Linked DNA regions of Homo sapiens: region 2 is linked to region 1. Evidence: chromatin contacts called from ENCODE Hi-C or POLR2A ChIA-PET data. All regions are on one chromosome and are shown on one strand. The core of a region is the stretch at or near the end of the contact, and the rest is flanking DNA. Distances in the headings are between cores, read along the strand shown.

What was found. A loop is a pair of places that touch in the nucleus more often than their neighbours do. ChIA-PET counts read pairs that join two places held with the same protein, here RNA polymerase II (POLR2A). Pooled maps may share reads with other maps.
Region 2: a loop to region 1 is called in a map of ascending aorta, with 6 times the contacts of the local background. The contact joins two enhancer-like sites. A Hi-C loop is called at or near these places in 4 of 168 maps with a recorded cell type or tissue (ascending aorta, heart left ventricle and heart right ventricle) and 1 of 50 pooled maps. POLR2A ChIA-PET finds 5 or more read pairs at or near these places in 6 of 52 experiments (BJ, H1, PC-9 and 3 more).

The regions. Positions count from the first base shown.
Region 1 is chr9:33,884,086-33,886,978 of GRCh38, reverse strand. UBE2R2 (ubiquitin conjugating enzyme E2 R2) reads right to left here. Exons shown (of 5, transcript NM_017811.4): 2 at 12-98. Among named protein-coding and RNA genes, the nearest start is that of SNORD121B, 49 kb to the left of the region's middle. Within about 2 kb of position 1,411, at least 2 of the 41 ENCODE cell types and tissues checked have a DNase peak (open chromatin) inside an H3K27ac peak, as active enhancers do; they include heart right ventricle, where a contact is called at or near this core.
Region 2 is chr9:33,923,963-33,926,855 of GRCh38, reverse strand. It overlaps UBAP2 (ubiquitin associated protein 2), which reads left to right. Exons shown (of 29, transcript NM_001370062.2): 22 at 192-239; 23 at 2,572-2,650; 24 at 2,856-2,893. Among named protein-coding and RNA genes, the nearest start is that of SNORD121B, 9.0 kb to the left of the region's middle. RefSeq lists an enhancer at 1,501-1,740. Within about 2 kb of position 1,540, at least 13 of the 41 ENCODE cell types and tissues checked have a DNase peak (open chromatin) inside an H3K27ac peak, as active enhancers do; they include heart right ventricle, where a contact is called at or near this core.

The sequences.
Region 1 (2,893 bases), core at 162-2,661:
TGTCTCCTTACCTCATAAATGTTGGGGTGCCACATTTTGGTCAAGAATCTGAAGGTAGGTGGTGAATAGGGGTAGTCAATAGGAAATTTAATATGCGCCTGAAAAGAAAAAAAATGAAATGCTAATAAATGAGACTATAACTTATTCATCTGCCTAATAATTCACCCTACTACACGCCACAGAAACAAAGCTCCTTTCATAGAGTAAACTCTTGAGATTAAAGTAGCTCAGACATACTTTGTTATCCCCAGTGCCAGGGTCATTAGTAAGTTCTTACAGCACCCCTTCAAATATTTATAAAAGCCTTTTTTTTTTTTTTTTTTTTAAGACGGAGTCTCACTCTGTCAGCAGGCTGGAGTGCAGTGACGTGACCTCAGCTCACTGCAACCTCCACCTCCCAGGTCCAAGCGATTCTCCTGCCTCAGCCTCCCGAGTAGCTGGGACTACAGGTGCACGCCACCACGTCCGGCTAATTTTTGTATTTTTAGTAGAGACGGGGTTTCACCATGTTGGCCAGGATGGTCTCAATCTCTTGACCTTGTGATCCACCTGCCTCGGCCTCCCAAAGTGCTGGGATTACAGGCGTGAGCCACCGTGCCCTGCCCCTATAAAAGGCTATTTTAAGTCACCAAAACTCACACTCACTCACATACACAAACATACATAAATATAATTTTAACTTGCCTCACAAGTGAAAAACAGTACTCTGTACATTTTATTTTTATAACAAAATAATCTAATTTTAGAGTACACAATATGGAACAACGGTATTTTTCTTTTTACTCACATAATTTAACTGTCATTCTATCACCCAGAAATAATAAATGCTGACATTGCTGATTTCCCTTACAAAACGTATTTTTAAAAACTTCAACATACTGTATTTTGTATTCTGCTTTTTTCACCTGTATCACATTGTAAACATTTTTTTTACACCATAAAATATTCTCTTTACATGGATGACTGACAGTATCTGCATTATACTCCATCAAATGTATACCTACATGAACCATTTTATAAAACTATTTCCTTATTTTGGGCATTTGGGTTGTTTCTCACACCTTTGCTGTTACAAATCCTGCTGCAGTGAACGTCCTTTGCAGTATCCCCGTATTTTATATATGAAGAAATCCAGAAAACCTGAAAAGTTCTCTCTTCCACAAAAGCAATGGGAAAATTGCCAAAAATTATAAGCATCATTTTCAGAATTCCAGAAAATAACCAGAGGCTTGCAACAATTCAAGGAGTAGATATTTAAAGAAAATGGCTGACATTCAGTAAGAACATCAAGCTACGTGATTTTAACTTACCCTAATCCAATCTCCTATACTCTAGCTGTGCAGCAGCCTTAAAACACATTCAAAGTAAAAACCAAGGAAGCTGACAGGCCCTGGAGAGGATAGAATGGGCTGGCATTTCGCCAAAGCCTTACTCCCAGAGAATTGTCATTAAGTTTACTTTTCTAATGGTTCCCTAGAAAACTCCACTTGCAAGGCTGTCTACATATGATTGGATTTGGAGCTTGGCCAATATGAAAACATTTTCCCTGGCAGCTTTGTTGAAAACAATGGCAGGCAACTATTTAATCTTAAAGGTACCTGAGGCAGTGGAAAATACAAAACAGACTAACCAAAAACGTTAAGGAAAAGCTGGGCTGGGCTAAGAGTTGTCCATTATGGTTCTGAAAAGCTCTGACAAATTATTGTGAGTCTATAATACCATGACAATGTGTAGAGCTATGCACATGCCCAGCACTATGTGCATGCTCAGGAAAGCCCTAAGAAGGCCCTAACTTTATACCTCTGGCTTAACTTGAGAATGTATACAACAAGAAAGTAAAGAGTTTGCAAATGCCTGTCTGAATTAAGTTGAAGACATGCAATGACACATACGCAGAGCCTCTCTACAAATTCCAGCTAACTAACTGGTTCTAGAAAACCAAGGAAATCTCTGTTCAATCATTACCTGACCACTAAGCTGAGTGGAGAATTCACTGGCCACACATAACAATAATATCGACATTATATAATTAGGTAAAAGAAGTCAACAGTAATTACAACAGCAGCAGCAATGGCAACAACAAAAACCCTGGGGAAGAGGAGAATTGGATTCCTGCAGGTGCCACTGTATATTATTTAAATTTCTAGTTTTCAGCAAAATATTACAAGCTATGAACAAAGTATGGTCCATACAACAGGAGAAAAAAAAAAGAATCAATAGAAACTGGAAACCTAAGTATTCAAGTTACTAGGCAAAGACTAAATCAGCTTATCTTTAAACCTTTAAACATTTCAAAGGACTAAAGAAAATCATGGCTAAAGAACTTAAAGGAAAGCATGAGAATGGTGTTTCACCCATAAATACTGAATATCAATAATGAGATAAATTATTTTTAAAAATCCACAAAAAGTGGTGGCTCATGCCTGTAATCCCAACACTTTGGAAGGCTCAGGCAGGTGGATCCCTTGAGCCCAGAATTTCAGACAAGCCTAGGCAAGGTAGCGAGACCCTACTCTACAAAAAATTTAAAAATCAGTCGGGTATGGTGGTGTCTGTGGTCCCAGCTACATAGGAGGCTGAGGTGGGAGGATCACTTGAGCCCAGGAGGTGGGGCTGCAGTGGGCTATGATCATACCACTGCACTCAGGGCTGGGCAGCAGAGGAAGAGCCTGTCTCAAAAAAAAAAAAAGAAAGAAAAAGAAAAAATAAAGGGGTTGGGGGTAGGAGGGGGAAGAGAGGGGGAAGAGAGAGAGAGAGAGAGAGAGAGAGAGAGAGAGAGATTCTTAAGTTGTTAAGTACAAAAACTGTTGATTCTTTGAGACAGGGTCTTGCTCTGTCAGTCACCCAGGCTAGACAGAGTACACTGGGTTACAGCTCACTGCAACCCTGACAT
Region 2 (2,893 bases), core at 291-2,790, 40 kb before region 1:
CCCCACTGAGCCCTGGTGGTCTTCTTCCATCTAGACTCCGTGAAGGCAGGATCTGTTCCCGTAACAGCTAATCCAGATCCCATTCCCGGGTGTGTTAGAGCCCCCCAACCTTGTTTTGACTCCTAGATGGACCTGGGCTTCCCAGGGTGTGGTATGTGGTTCCTAAAATACACTTTCTGGTTCTCACACAGATCTATGGCTATGACGAGCTCCAGATGCTGCAGTCACGGCTGCCAGTGGTGAGTGGGGTATGGACTGGTCGGAGCAGAGGGTTCAGAATCTTTTACATGTCCCCCCTCTTATGGTCTTGGCTGCCACACTCTCTGGCCCTTAGGATCCTCTGCCTGAGGAACCTCTCAGCACCACTACTGAGAAAGCTGTTTTCATCTGGCGGTTGTGCCAGGCGTGACCATAGCTTTAGCACAGAGTATCCAGTGCTCATCCCTGGGAAACATGAAGGCCTTTGGGACCTGGGGCCCTGGTAGGCCATGTCCCCTGTTAAATGTTGGTCCTTATCTTCCCTCCTCCATCTTGTTTTCTCTCTCTTTTTTAAAAAGAAAAACCATATGACACAAGACATGGAGGTTGCTTACGTGGCCCTGGAGTTTTATACTGTCTTCCTCTTCCTCAGAGTACCATATAGTGTCTTTGGTCTGAGATGGCCAGTGACTGCTCTTCTGCAATCAGCTGAGTGAGTGGCTTGAGCTGATGGTCTTTAAGGTCTCTTCTGGGTCTGGCCTCCCATCTAGATTTGTGAGAATGCCTGCCCTGGGACGTCCCTGGTGGTTGCAGCCTTACTCTGAGACCAGGGTTGCCTCTTTCTTCTGACCGTTGGTGCCAGAATGCAGTGTGGGCCTTTCCTGGGATAGCCACATGAACAGAACTGTGGGGACAGAGGGGAATAGGCCCGCTCCTTGCCCTGCCCATGGGCAGGACTTCCTCCTGGGAGCCACTGTCTTCTTGCTCTGCCATTTCCCAGGGCACTTGTCAGAGAGTTGCAGGCAGTTTGGACACCACCTCTGCTGGATACAGTCTTTCCTGTTGCTGGAGGAAGAGGCTTTCTCCCTTGTGCAGTGATGCCTTCTTCCCCGTGGGTGTTGCTCCCTTCTCTGCTGCACCACAAAGAGCTGACGGAGCTGCTCTTGTTTCAGAAGAGTAGCCCTTTCCACTGGCTGGCCGTATTTCCAGAAGCAGAGGCCTAGCCTGGGAGCGGAGCGGCTTCTCCCCACTGTGCAAACCAGCAGCCCTTTAATCTGCCGGCCAAAGGCCCAAACTGCAGGAGGTGGTGCTGAGCCCCGGGATTCATTCTGCTTCAGGGGCTCTCCGTGGTCTCCACACTTATTCACAGCACTCTTTTGGCTTTTATCACTTTGTGCCTTAGAGAAAACACCCTCTGGAGCCCACCTTTTGAGATATGTTGCTCTTTCTATCCCTCGGGTTGTTTGTTCACCTCTGCTGCTTGTGAGCCTAGTTCCTGCCTGGAGAATTCTCGTGTTCTGTGAAAGTGCTCCCCCTTCTGGGCTTTCTCTGCTCCCGTCCTCAGTTGTGCAGCTCTGTGTGTTCCCAGCTCTGCCTCTTCCGGGGGTTCTAGGCTGCTATGGGTTTCCGGGAGGTTTCCTGGAGGGTGTGAGTGCCATTCCCAGCCAGGATGGCTCCTTTCTGGGATCGGGCACAGCCCAAGGGCTTTGCCTTTCCTCAGGGGCCAGGTGTGTCCAGGAGTGCGAGGCCCTGGATGGTGAGTGAGGGTCAGGTCAGACCTCCCCTCCTCCACGAAGCTCCACTGTGCTTTGCCGTCTCTGTCTCCACACTTTGTTGTATCTGCCATACTTCCCCCAAGTCCTGGGCCAGGGGTGTCCAATGTTTTGGCTTCCTTGGGCCACATTGAAAGAATAATTGTCTTGGGCCACACATAAAATACACTAACATTAAAGATAGCTGATGAGCTTAAAAAAATTGCAAACAAATTTCATGTTTTAAGAAAGACGAATTTGTGTTGGGCCACATTCAAAGCTGTCATGGGCCGTGGGTTGGACAAGCTTGTCCTAGGCCATGTCAGTGTTTTGAGAGCAGTGTAGGTGGTGACAGGCCAGTTCTGGGCTTCACCTGGGGTCCTGCTTATTCCCGTGCCTACCTGGCACTGCCCCCTGTCCCCCCTTAAACCTTTCAGGCCCCTGCACTTCTGTTGCCTCCTTTTTCAGGTCTGCTCTGTTTAGTCAGCTTTCCTAGCTGCTCTAGTCTCTCACACAGAAAAGCCAGCGAAGTTGGTTCAGCCCGAGGCATTCACACAAGCACCTGCCTGTGGTGTCAAATGGATGTGTGAGGCTTGGTCTCCAGCAGCTCTGCCTGGTGAAGCTGCAGGGTTGGCCGGTCTGTGTGCTTATGTGTTAGGCAGGCCGCCTAGTTGCACACTCTTCCGAGGGGCACCATTTACTTGGCGTTCCCTGGGACTGCTGGCTCTCAGGCATGGAGTCTGTTTCAGGAGTGTGGCGTCACCACTTCCATGTGCTGGTTCTGCTCTCCTGGGAGTCAAGCAGGGCCAGTCGCTGATCAAGCCTCCCTGGTCTCTCCTAGGACTACTATGGAATTCCCTTTGCTGCACCCACAGCGCTTGCCAGCCGAGATGGGAGCCTAGCTAATAATCCATATCCAGGTGAGTTTGCTCAATGGATGAGGAGTAGCCCGGGGCCGGCCTAGCGCGAACTCCAGGAGCTGGGAAGCAGCAACAGCAAGCTGAGAGAGGCCTCTTAGTAGCCTGTGCTGAGCTGGCAGCCAGACCTGTTCCTGTTTGCAGAAGCCAGTGTGGCCTTTCTCTGGTTGGAGGAAGGGCAGTGGCTGGAGTCAGTGCTCTTTCCTAGGTGATGTCACAAAGTTTGGCCGTGGGGACTCTGCATCC